3 separate regions of the Mus musculus genome follow, and all the other regions are linked to region 3. Evidence: chromatin loops called from intact Hi-C (ENCODE). Cell type or tissue: gastrocnemius. All regions are shown on one strand. Region 1 overlaps Cdk15 (cyclin-dependent kinase 15). Region 2 holds the start of Snord70 (small nucleolar RNA, C/D box 70). Region 3 holds the start of Fzd7 (frizzled class receptor 7).

Region 1 (4,000 bases), 140 kb after region 3:
ATGTGCTATGGTGTGGGTGCTGGGAATGGAACCTAGGAACTGGTCCTCAGAAAAAACAGCTCTTGCTTTTAATCACTGAGACATCTCTCCAGCTCCATCAAAAATGTATTTAATAGGGCTGGAGAGATGGCTTAGCAGTTAAAAGCACTGGTCGTTCTCTCAGAAGTCTTGACTTCAATTCTCAGCACCCACATGGTGGCTCACAATGGGCTATAACTGTAGTCCCACAGGATCTGATACCCTCTTCTGGTGTGCAGATACACATGCAGACAAAATACCCAAAATAAACAAATGCAAAAATACATTTACTAAGACCCTATCTTAAAACAACAATAGCAAACATTTAACATACCTAACATATGGAATGTCAGAGTTTAGCAATGCTGGACACTGCAGAATGCCGGTTCTTTCTGCCTTGTGACTGTGCTACTGGGAACATGTAACAATCTGCCACAACCCAGTGTGGAGAGAGTGGATTGCTAGACCCCAAAGTGACCAAAACTTGGAATAAAGACATCTCATGGGTCCTGGATCCAGAGCTACTGTGTCTCTATATTATACCTAATGTGGTACACACGGTGTAAATAGTTACACAGCATCTTAAAGAAAATAACAACAAGAGAAAATTGGCCTATGTTAGGTACTTTCTATGTTAGGACACACTTTCCCCTGAATATGTGGGGTTGTCTGAATCTGACACTGACAGGTATAGTCATGGAACCCATAGGCATGGAAGGCCCATTTAATGATTTCTCCTGAATGCATATGGCTTTCACCCCATTATAATGTATAAATGACTCTTAAAGAAAAGCATTGCCCTTCAGGGGAAGTCTGTATCTGATTGGGTGGGCTCCCTGGTAGTTTGCAGTCCCACAGGCACCTGTGTAATAACATAACCGCTGTCTCTGTGGGCACTCAGTGAGCTGATGGGCCAAGTCCTTCCAAAGTTAGCGTTCAGTTAGGGGACTCATCTGCACGAGAGGGGAAGAACAAAACTTCCCAGCAGATTGCTGTGAGCTAAACACAATCGAATGTGTGTATGAGACGCCTTCCATAGTTCCTGACACGAAGTAGGCACTGAACAATTGCCGTTGCTGGGGCATGAGCAGGGCAGGTCAGGAGCCCAGGTCACCAAGCATGTGCACAGAACTTGCTCTCAGCATCCTTGCACGCAGGCCCTGCTTTTCCAGGCCCATGGTCTGAGTAGCTCATAATTTATCAGAGACAGCGCTTCTATGCTTGGCATACCAAAGGCATAACATGTTGTAATGATGCTGTGTGCTTGAAGCTGTTCACACCCAAGGGGAAAGAAGAAGCCTTCACTGCTGGCTCTGCCTTGCTTGGTCTGTATCAATGCTGTGGGAAACCTGCAGTTCTGACATCTTTGGTTTAAAATAATAGATTTGCTAGGTTGGAATGGGGAAGAGGATTAATGTTTGCTGATCCAAATAAGACATTTTTCACAGGGTTGCTATAATATTCCCTTTTGTACTCTCTCCTCCAGCTTACACCACAGCATAAACAGCTAAACAGTAAGATAGACATTGCGTACACTTAGCAGACTCTTTGTCAACTCAAATCTGGGCTGATTTAGGAGTTTGTCTCCAGGAGAAATCCTGCCTCGGAGACAGTGGCATGAAAAGCTCGGGTTACCCTGGGGCTCCCTTGCCCCTCAAAAGCAGGGATAGGAATGGAGTGGAAGAGGAGAAGAAAGGGAGGGGGAGAGGGAGGGGGGAGGGGAAGAAGGAGAGGAGGGAAGAGGGGGAGGGGAAGAGGAAGAGGAAAGGAGAGGGAGAAGAGGGAGAGGGAGGAAGAGGGGGACAGAGAAAGTAAAGAGAGAGGAGAGGAGAGGAGAGGAGAGGAGAGGAGAGGAGAGGAGAGGAGAGGAGAGGAGAGGAGAGGAGAGGAGAGGAGAGGAGAGGGGAGGGAGAGAGGCTGAGAGAGAGAGAGAGACTAATCAAAAGGATTCAAGTTGGCTGTGGATTGCCAGACTCTCCTTCCTAAGTCACAGTAAAAGAAAATGTAAAAGCGGGGAAGAAAAAGATAGGAAGGAAAGGAGAGAAGCTAGGAGGCGGCAGACGGCTCTCCCTCAGTGATCTCAGCCAGGCAAGCCCTTCCACTCCGGTGACTGCTCATTAGCTTAGTGAATCTGACAGCGTAATTACCACGGTGGCTTTGCGCTTAGAATAAATAAATACGAAAGTGGGTGCTTAAAAGTTTTTTGAGAAGGGGAATTCAGTCATCTAGACTGTCGGTAAGACAAGTTTATTTAAAACTTTTAGATTCTTATGTATTTAGATCATTTCAGAGGAGATAATGAGATAGTTGTCTCTCAGCCTAATTGAGTTCCTGGGCTCCTGGCAGCTGGCTGTCACCCCTTTCAAACCTTGCTTTGACTCTCTTCCTTAGAAATCCGATCCCAGTGTCTCCGTTTACTCTCCCTGCACTGATAACCTGGGGAAGCCCTGCGTACTGAAGTGCAGAAAGTGACTTCATGGGATTGGGGTGCTGAGTCACCAGCACAGGAAACCAAATCTCCCTCAGCCTGCCTGGCTACAGGAGAGAGCGGGAGTCGCAAGGAGTCTGGGGATTAATCTAGCCTTGAAGAGTTTCTTTGCTGTTTCCCTGGTCATGTGATTTCCTGCTGTCCTTGCACATCATCAATTCATCAGCTACGGCTGCTTACTGTGTTCGATTACTCAGAACACACACTTCTGCATGAGAAGGCCAACTTCTTGGCTCATGTGGAGATATGGCAGCTTCATATCGTCAAATCCCAAGGGATCTCAGGGTACCTTACACTGAAGGTGCTAACTAACACAAGAGTGCACTTACAGCTCAGACCAGGGGCACAGGACACAGTCATCTCCCATGGAAGCAGATGGTCTTGTCTTTTAAAGGTAATTAGTACCTATTTGTCTTTCCTCTCTACCTCGCCTGTCTCCTAGAACCACACTTATGCGAAACCTCATATTTAGTGAGCCAAGGGTTTCATAAATGTTCAGTTCATTCTGGGTTAGAAGAAACTAGTGTTAACCCATTGTGCAGATGGGGAAAATCAAGGCTTATGAAGGCCAGAGGTGCATCTGGAGTCTGGGAAAGAAAAAAAAAAAAAGAACAAGAAAACATAGGCCTTTAATTCTCAGTCCAGAGTTCAGAACTCTTAAACAATTTTTGCTTTAATCCATTCTTAAAAACCAAAAAATATGTCATCACCAGCATTACAGAAAATTCTGAAAAGGAGGGAAAATGATCCGCAGTATTCTAGAACGTGTTTATTCTCTACATTAACTTTCAGTTCTGTTCACATGCAAATAACCTTTCATAAGTACATTATAATATGCCATTTTATATTCTCAATTTTGTTTTTGGATTTTGAGTCAATGTCTTACTGTATATTTATGGATGGCCTGAAATTTGCTATATAGACCAGGCTGGCCTTGAACTCACAGAGAACCACCTGTAGCTGCCTTCTGAGTGCTAAGCTAAAGGCATTTGCTGGCTTTTCTCTTTTCCTTCCTCTTCCTCTCTCCTTTCTTCTCTCTCTCCTCTCCTCTCCTCTCCTCTCCTCTCCTCTCCTCTCCTCTCCTCTCCTTTCCTTTCCATTTTGGAAGATGGCATTGCTATGTGACCCAGGCTGCCTCTCAGATCCTGGGATTAAGGTCATGTGCTGCCCTTGGGCCTACTTTTCTGGTGTATGTAGCTTATGGCCTTATGTGCTTAATTGTTTCCAGTGCACCTCACACTCCTGTGAGCAGCTGCAAATGGTACACAGCACTGTGTGCCCAGGCAACACATTAATATTTATCCAATCCATTCTCCAGGGCTCAGTAATTAAATTATTTTTTACTTTGTAATGTTCAAACCACTATGTGTGTGTGTGTGTGTGTGTGTGTGTGTGTGTGTGTATCACATTTGTATACATCTAGGTTTTGTTTTGCTTTGTTCAGTTTCTTTAGTCAGCGTTCCTCTATAAAACCCTGGCTGTCCTGGAACTAAC
Region 2 (4,000 bases), 210 kb before region 3:
TAGCATATACTAAATAAACCAAAGTTGGAAATTTGGTTCAATGGTAGAGCATTTCCTAGTATAGCCAAGGACCAGGGTTCTATCCTCAGCACTAACCAACCAACCCTCCAGGTAGAAGAAGTGTGATTGAAAAATAGCTTATTGTCAGCCAGGGCTATACAGAGAAATCATATACATATACTTTATGTATATGATAGTGCTTTCTGTACAAAGAAAATGTATTAGTTAATTCATTGTTGTCTCAGTGGTAGTGACGAATTTTTGTTAAATCACTTAGATTCAGTTCCAAAAGGTATACATCATTGACAACAATGAAGTCTCCTATATTCCTTAAAACACTATTAGTTGAAGCAAATTTTTCTTATCTGGAAAGGTAAATGCTGATAGTCCAAATGCACACTTATAAGCATACAGATGCTAAGAAAAAAGTACTGATTGTATTTCTTGGTCCTATCCTAACCCCATTTCTGCTTGTATGAAACTCCATTCTCTATCTCTCAGATCTTGTCTAGATATTCAAGGATACAGAGAGATATAAGTGGAATTATATTAAATTACTCTGGAGCACGGTTTTCCTCAGTGTATCATGAACATCTCTCCAAATCACTAAAAGACCTACCCCATGCATATATACTCAATCAATTCAACAATGCTATTACTGATGGAACCACAAATGATGACTGTATTTATGTTTCACTTTTCTCTCAGTTAGCCATGCTTTACTCTTCGGTGCATTTATCAGCAGTAGCAGATGTATGACTAAACATGGGCATCCACAGGTATGGCCCCTCCCTTGGGGGTAGACAACTGGATCAGAGTTTCTTCTCAGGACTACACACACCTGCTGGGTTATTTTACAGGATGATTCAGGAAGGGTTAAATGCTGACCCTAACTCTACCCTACTGCCTTGCCCCTCAACCAATTTAGTTGAGGAGACATGGGAGTACTTTAAAACCTAGAATTTACAACCTACTTTTATCCCCAAGAGCTAGACAGAAATAAGTCATGGAAGATAAATACACTACAGAGTAAACTAGAAAGCCTTTGAATTATCAACCCACAAAAAAGAAAACTTGCTCACACTTTATACAACTCCTTCTTTGAAAAGTTTACATTTAATTATGGTATAGTATGTCCTCAAATATCCCTTGGGTAATTGCCCACTGTAATCTACAGTACAAATTGTGATGACCAATGTTCCAAATAAAACAGCCTCAATTACTGGGCGGTGGTGCACACCTTTAATCCCAGCATTCTGGAGACAGAGCAAGTGAGTTCGAGGTCAGCCTAATCTACAGCACTACCAGGACAGCAAAGACTACAACCTGTCTTAATACCCACACTGCCAAACAAAATCCAGCTTTCATTAAATTCACACTAACACTGTTCACAAAATAGATTTCCAAAAACCAAAAAGCTGAAAATAGCATACAAATGAGGAGGTCCCCACAAACTACTATACACCTAAATTCTTCAAGATTACTTACATTAAAAAAAAAAAAATATTTATTTATTAATATACATAGGTACACTGTAGCTATCCTAAGACACGCCAGAAGAGGGCATCAGATCCTATTACAGAGAGTTGTGAGCCACCATGTGGTTGCTGGGATCCGAACTCAGGACCTTTGGAAGAGCAGTCAGTGCTCCTACCCGCTGAACCACCTCACCCGCCCGATTACTTACATTTTATTTGCTTTCTCTGGAGTTTCAAATTCTTTCCACAAACTATCAACCTCTTGAAGTTTCTTCTCATTCAGAACCTGCAATAAACCAGTTTTTTTCAAAAGCAATTTAGACATATACAACTATTTTTCAAGTTAACAACTATTCACATAAAATAAGAGGAAAAAGTTTTTCTCTTATTGAAATAAGCTAGTTTTCTTATGCAGCATTAAGTTATAGTCAAATTAATTGTCTAAGTTAAACCTAGTTATAGTCTTTTAGAATCTTTCCTATATTATTACCAATCTAGACTTGTGTGAGTATACAATAATTTCTGTCCCTACTGGTATTTAAATGTGTTCAATTTTTTCTCCTAAGTGCCTAACCATACTTTTGTGTTGACAAACACTTAGGGCAGATTTCTGTAAGTGGGGTTAACTAATGAAATGAAATCGTTAAGCTTTGGGGCTGAGAAGAGGGCTCAGTGGGAGAGTATGTTGTACTTCTCCAGGACTCAAGTTATACTGCCAAAACCTACATATGGTGTTCACAACAGGCCACACCTACAACTACAGCTCCAGACATATCAGGTACCCCTGGCCTAATCAGGCATTTGCACTCACAAATACATACATAATTAAAAACAAACCATTGCCTCACATCCCCAGTGCTGGATTATGGGCTATGTGCCAGTTTACGCAGTGTTCAAGGTGCTCTGTGCAAGCATTCCTAACTAAGCTAGAACCTCTGACCCACTTTTAAGACTTTCTTTACATAGGTTTCTTTACATAAAATCAAGAGTAAATTAAAGGGACTGGAGAGATGGCTCAGTGGGTAAGAACACCGCTCTCCAGAAGGTCCCGAGTTCAAATACCAGCAACCACATGGTGGCTTACAACCACCCATAATGAGATCTGGTGCCCTCTTCTGGTGTGTCTGAAGAAAACTACAGTGTATTTATGTATAATAATAAATAAATCTTTGGGTCAGAGGGAGCAGGGACTGAGCAAGCAGAGTTGACTGGAGCAAGTAGAGGGGGAAAAAAAAAAAAAAGCCAGGCAGTGGTGGCGCACACTTTTGATCCCAGCACTTGGGAGGCAGAGGCAGAGGCAGACAGATTTCTGAGCTTGAGTGAGTTCCAGAATAGCCATGGCTACAGAGAAATCCTGTCTCAAAAAACCAAAAGAGTAAATCCAAAAGAGTAAATTAAAGATTCATTTCAACACCAATTTTCTGTATGATAAATCAAGCCAATCCTCAAATCTACACTCTCTATACCAAACACCCCTCAAATAGGGATATTTTACAATTAATGACAGGTTAATATAATCAGCATTATAATAAAGCATGCTAACTATGACACAATGCACTATACAATTATGCACATACTTTTTTTGACAAAATAGCCGGTAATTGTCAGGTCTAGATCACAGAACAGTTACATATTAACATTTATGGGTTATCCTTGACTATGCAGCAAATGAGGTCAGCACCAGATATATATTTCATTCTCTCATATGTGTGTGTGTATATATGTGTGTGTGTGTGTGTATATATATATATATATATATATCAATTAACTTTTATCTCTATGCTTTTATCTTATGTACATGGGTGTTTTGCCTGCATGTCTGTGCACCAGTTGCCAGAGGAGATGGGTTCCCTGAAAGGTTATTACAGAGGGTTGTGAGCTGAACGTAGGTGTTGAGACTTAATCTAGGTTCTCTGAAAGAACAACCAGGACTCCTAAGGGCTGAGCTATCTCTCTAGCCTCAGAGTTTAATTTTAATCAAACAAACTTGAAAGACTGAAGAAATCAAGCAATAGAGCTACCAATTACAAAACAGTGCTGGTGTCAAAAATTGTAAGCTACAACTTGTACTGTATAGCATACACCAGTTGAATTAGTTATTTTATTTTGTATATGATATAGACCCATGAGTATATATTAGAAGTTATCTTACCCACACAAAAGTCTCAATTTCTAATTGTTCTGAGACTCATTGCTCACCAACTGTCAAGAAAAAAATTGAGAGTAACTCTTGAAAAATTCACATTTTCTTCTATTTAAAAAGAAAATATTAGAAGATAACAGATTAACAGAACTGTCGTATTTGGAAGGTTTATTTTTACCACCATTCGCTTTATTTTATATGAATGTGTTTGCCTGAATTCATGTATGTGTACCACTTGCATGCCTGCTGTTGGAGGTCAAGAGTGTCCCCTAGAACTGGAGGTACAAATAGTTGTGAGGCACCATGTGACTGGGTGTCAGGAAGCTGGGTCCTCTGCAAGAACAAGTGCTCTTAGCCACTAAGCCATCTCTTTAGCGCC
Region 3 (4,000 bases):
TTTGGGTTATGGGGGCGTAGAATGGGAGGAGATTTCATTAAGCAAACGAGTCTATTAGATCATGTGTTCTGAATTAAATCTGTTTAAAACAAATAACAAAACTCCTAGCATTTCCTTTATCCAAGTCAGAACGTGTGCCTGAATGGGTATGAAAGCTGCTCTTCACTCTTCCTTAAAAAGGAATGTTTATCTCAACCAAATTAACAACCAAAGGAAAACCTCGGATTTCTGTGGCTTTGCCTGTAAAAGCTGCTGGCTTCACAGTTAGGCCTTTCCTCAGGGAGACACTTTTGTTTCCCGCTTTGTCTCTTACAACAAAGACAAGGGGGGTGGGATGGGGTGTGTGTGTGTGTGAATGCGTTCCTGTTTTGAAAAGCAACAAGTCATGACTTTTTTTCAGGGTATGAAACCAAATAAAACATTCTTTTTCTCTCTGCCTTCCCTAGAAAATGAAAAAGTAGCAACAAATTAAAAAGTAGCAGACTGTATCTCCCACTCGCCTTCTTGGCCTCCTCTTGAAAACCAACTTCACGCTAGGACTCTAGCAGGCAGGGCCCGGCCTTCCAAATGCTTATTTTACTAGACTTGAAAGGAGTAGGGAAGGAAAAGCAGGCGGGAGGGGGCCCGGGAGGAGGACTGTAAGGTCTGACCCTGGAAATTAACCCATCTGGGCTCCAGTTTGGCCCCAGTGAAAAGAGATTATGGTTTGACCACCACTTGACAAGGGCACCGCAGGAGGTCCCCCCCATCTTGGCCACAAAGCCTAGGCTACAGACAGAGCGGTATCACCCTCCCCTCCCAGCCCCCCTTCACTAGAGTGAGAACAACCACTTGCCTTGCAGCAGGGGATTGGACTCACAGCCCTGGCTCATCTCTGGCGCCTGAAAACCTCACCAGTCTCTCTCTCTGCTGGTCTCAACCTTTCCCTTAGGCCCTAGCCGGTCCATATCTTTCACAGTTAGCATCGTCCTGCAAGTCTTAGCCAGAAGTCTTTTCGGCCACTGCCTTTGCCTTTTTTCATCTGGGCCTCCTCTCAAAACCATCTCTCGCCCCAAATCTCTTCTCACCTCCAAATAACTTCTCACTTCCAGGTTAAAGCTCAGTGGAGGGGGCAGGTAGCTTACGGAAACAAGCCCCCACCCAGCAGTTCTCTCCCTACCATGCCTCTCCTCCTGTAAAAGGGTAGAAGAGGCAAGGGTGGGTAAGGACCGGGGCTCATACCGCAGTTTCCCCCTTGCTGCTGTGGCTGAGTCTGTGGTAGAAGCGACGCCATGACTGCAGGGTCTTGCCCGACCAGATCCAGAAGCCCGTAGTGATGCCCACGATCATGGTCATCAGGTACTTGATCATGAAGACTGTAAAGTCGGGGCTCATGGGAGAGAAGTGGCCCGGAGGGCAGGGCACAGCGTAGCTCTTGCAAGTCTGCAGGAGCCAGGTGCGTTCCCAGTGCTCTCGGAAGGCCTGCTCATAAAAGTAGCAGGCCAACACGATGGTGGCCGGCACCGTGTAGAGCACGCTGAAGACGCCGATGCGCACCATCAGCTTCTCCAGCTTCTCTGTCTTGGTGCCGTCGTGCTTCATGATGGTGCGGATGCGAAAGAGAGACACAAAGCCGGCCAACAGGAAGGACGTCCCGATGAAGAGGTAGACGAACAAGGGCGCCAGCACGAAGCCCCGCAATGCATCCACACTAGACAGGCCCACGTAGCACACTCCACTGAGTAGGTCACCATCCACCTGGCCCATGGCCAAAATGGTGATTGTCTTGACCGCTGGCACAGCCCACGCGGCCAGATGAAAGTACTGCGAGTTGGCCTCGATGGCCTCGTGGCCCCACTTCATGCCAGCTGCCAGGAACCAAGTGAGGGACAGAATGACCCACCAGATGGAGCTGGCCATACCGAAGAAGTAAAGCACCATGAAGAGGATGGTGCAGCCCTCCTTCTTGGTGCCCTGCGCCACCGTGCGGTAGCCATCGTCCGAGAAGCGCTCCACGCACACGGCACGGTCCTCTAGCAGGAAGCCTGCCACGTGCGCCACTGCCACCATGAAGTAGCAACCCGACAGGAAGATGATGGGTCGCTCTGGATAGCTGAAGCGACGCATGTCCACTAGGTAGGTGAGCACCGTGAAGAGCGTCGAGGCGCAGCACAGCACTGACCACACACCCACCCAGAGGCGGGCGAACCGTCTCTCCTCTTCTTTAAAGTACATGAGGCCGTTAGCACGGCCCGGCTCACACGGGGCACCGCAGTCACGCTCACCTAGGAAGCGGTAGCCCAGGTAGGGGGGCACCTTGAGCTGGCGCGGACACGAGAAGGGGAAAGACAAGCGGCCTCTGCCATCTGAGGGGGACATCGCAGTGAAAGGTGGGTCTGGCAGGTAGGGAGCAGTAGGGTAGGCGGTGGGACTGCCGCCCGCGCCCCCGGAGCCGTCGGACGTGTTCTGCCCCACGCAGATCTCGCCGGCACCGTGCACTGGGAAGTTCTCGCAGCGCAACCGCTCTGGCCACTGGAAGCCGAACTTGTTCATGAGCGCCTCGCAGCCCTGTCGGGCGCGCTCGCACAAGGAACGGCACGGAGGAATGGCTTGGTCGAGCACGGTGCACACGGGTGCGTACATAGAGCATAAGAAGAAGCGTAGCTCAGGAGAACACTGCACCTTTACCAGAGGGTAGAACTGGTGCACCTCGAGGCCCGCGTCCTCTTGGTTCGTGTGGCCCAGCAGGTTGGGCAGGATGGTCTGGTTGTAGGCGATATCCGTGCACAACGGGATGGAGATGGGCTGGCAGAAGCCGTGGTCCGGTACCGAGATGCCTTTCTCGCCGTGATATGGCTGAGCCCGGGTGTCCGTGGGCAGCGCGCCCAGAAGAGCAAGCACCAGGGCGCAGAGGCCCAGGGGCGAGTGCGACGCCGCCGTGCCGGGGCCCCGCATCGCCGGTCGCGAGTGCAGCGGCGTTCTCAGCTGGAGGAAAAAGACGAGGCGCTGGGGAGAGGCTTGGATACAGGGAGGCGCCGCCGCGCCCGGCGCATGAGAGTCCTCCCGGCGCCGGGGCCGGGCCGTGGGCGGCGCGGAGCCGAGGGTGCTAGGGTGCCTGCACAGCGGGGGCGAGGCCGCCAGCCGAGGGGGCGCCGCAGCCGCCTCCGCGTGGCACTCACGCAGCCGCCGGAGGTTCAAACTCCTGGGCCTGGAGTGGGGGATCGAGGGAAGGGGTGTCGCCTTACCCTCCCCGCCGAGACGTAACGGTGCGGCTTTCTCTGCGGCGACGAGCAACAAGCTTCTCCGGTTACCCTTCAAAGTTTGCCCAAGTTTCTCGAGCCCCGGGCGCACGCCGATACGCACGTCCCCTAAACCGAGCCAGGCCTCCGCCAGGCCAGCGCCCTGCGTCCCTGCCTGCTCGCCCCGGCCGTCGCCTCGGTGGTGCTGCTCCGCCTTCTCTCCTTGAGGCCCCGCGGGCCACTGCAGCCGCCTCTTCTGATTCTGGAGCCTCCTTCAGTCCTAGGAAGGTCGGCCCCAAGTTTCAAGTCAAATGGCTCGTTCTCGCTTTGAGTCTGATCGGTGCTCGGGAGGTAAGAGCTGGACAAGCTGGTTTTGGAAACGGAGTTGCACGGAATCCGAAGCGCCGAGGCCCCTGCACCCGCGGCCTGCCTGCACCCGGCCTCTCCTGCCCCGCGCAGTCCCAGCCCGCGACTCTCCGCGTCCAGCACCGCCCGCCAGGGAAGGAGCGCGGAGTAACGCCTGGGAGCCGCACTGGTGGCTAGAAGAAGCGTCGGGCTTGCAGGGCTGCGGGCCGCCCCGCCCCCTCCCCTCCCCCCATTCACAAACCACTCCGGGGGCGGGCCCCGAGCCCTCTGGACATCCAATAGCGCGCTTTGTTTTCTCTGTGGACCTGTTCCGATTGGGTGGAAGTCGGAAGGGGCGGCCGAGGAAACAAGGAAGGCGGTGCTTAAAGAGCTCTGGGCGGATTCCTGAGGGGAGGGGCGGGGGACTGAGAGAAAAG

What was found. Hi-C counts contacts between places; a loop is a spot of excess contacts. Peaks named below come from ENCODE experiments on the same cell type or tissue, not always from the same donor. Only the 100,000 strongest peaks of a DNase experiment are listed, where the experiment ranks them.
Region 1: a loop joins it to region 3, with 2.1 times the contacts of the local background. A loop is called at or near these places in 1 of 42 quality-filtered maps.
Region 2: it touches region 3 in a loop (2.3-fold over the local background); 1 of 42 quality-filtered maps calls a loop at or near these places.

Annotation. Positions count from the first base shown.
Region 1 is chr1:59,339,545-59,343,544 of GRCm38, reverse strand. All of the region lies in intron 12 of Cdk15 (cyclin-dependent kinase 15), which reads right to left. Among named protein-coding and RNA genes, the nearest start is that of Gm51625, 27 kb to the left of the region's middle. RefSeq lists an enhancer at 1,499-2,683. In gastrocnemius, a CTCF peak has its summit at 2,088; DNase peaks (open chromatin) are centred at 2,121 and 2,410; H3K4me3 peaks cover 943 bases; H3K27ac peaks cover 1,196 bases.
Region 2 is chr1:59,688,250-59,692,249 of GRCm38, reverse strand. Nop58 (NOP58 ribonucleoprotein) reads right to left here. Exons shown (of 15, transcript NM_018868.2): 2 at 1,688-1,764. It overlaps Snord70 (small nucleolar RNA, C/D box 70), which reads right to left and starts at 292; the gene lies at 240-292. In gastrocnemius, a CTCF peak has its summit at 1,597 (motif pointing right); no DNase peak of the experiment used is centred here.
Region 3 is chr1:59,481,894-59,485,893 of GRCm38, reverse strand. Fzd7 (frizzled class receptor 7) reads right to left here and starts at 3,747. Exons shown (of 1, transcript NM_008057.3): 1 at 1-3,747. The coding sequence starts at 2,934. The coding sequence ends at 1,216. In gastrocnemius, CTCF peaks have their summits at 1,955 and 3,758; DNase peaks (open chromatin) are centred at 2,349, 2,921, 3,370, 3,828 and 3 more places; H3K4me3 peaks cover 4,000 bases; H3K27ac peaks cover 4,000 bases.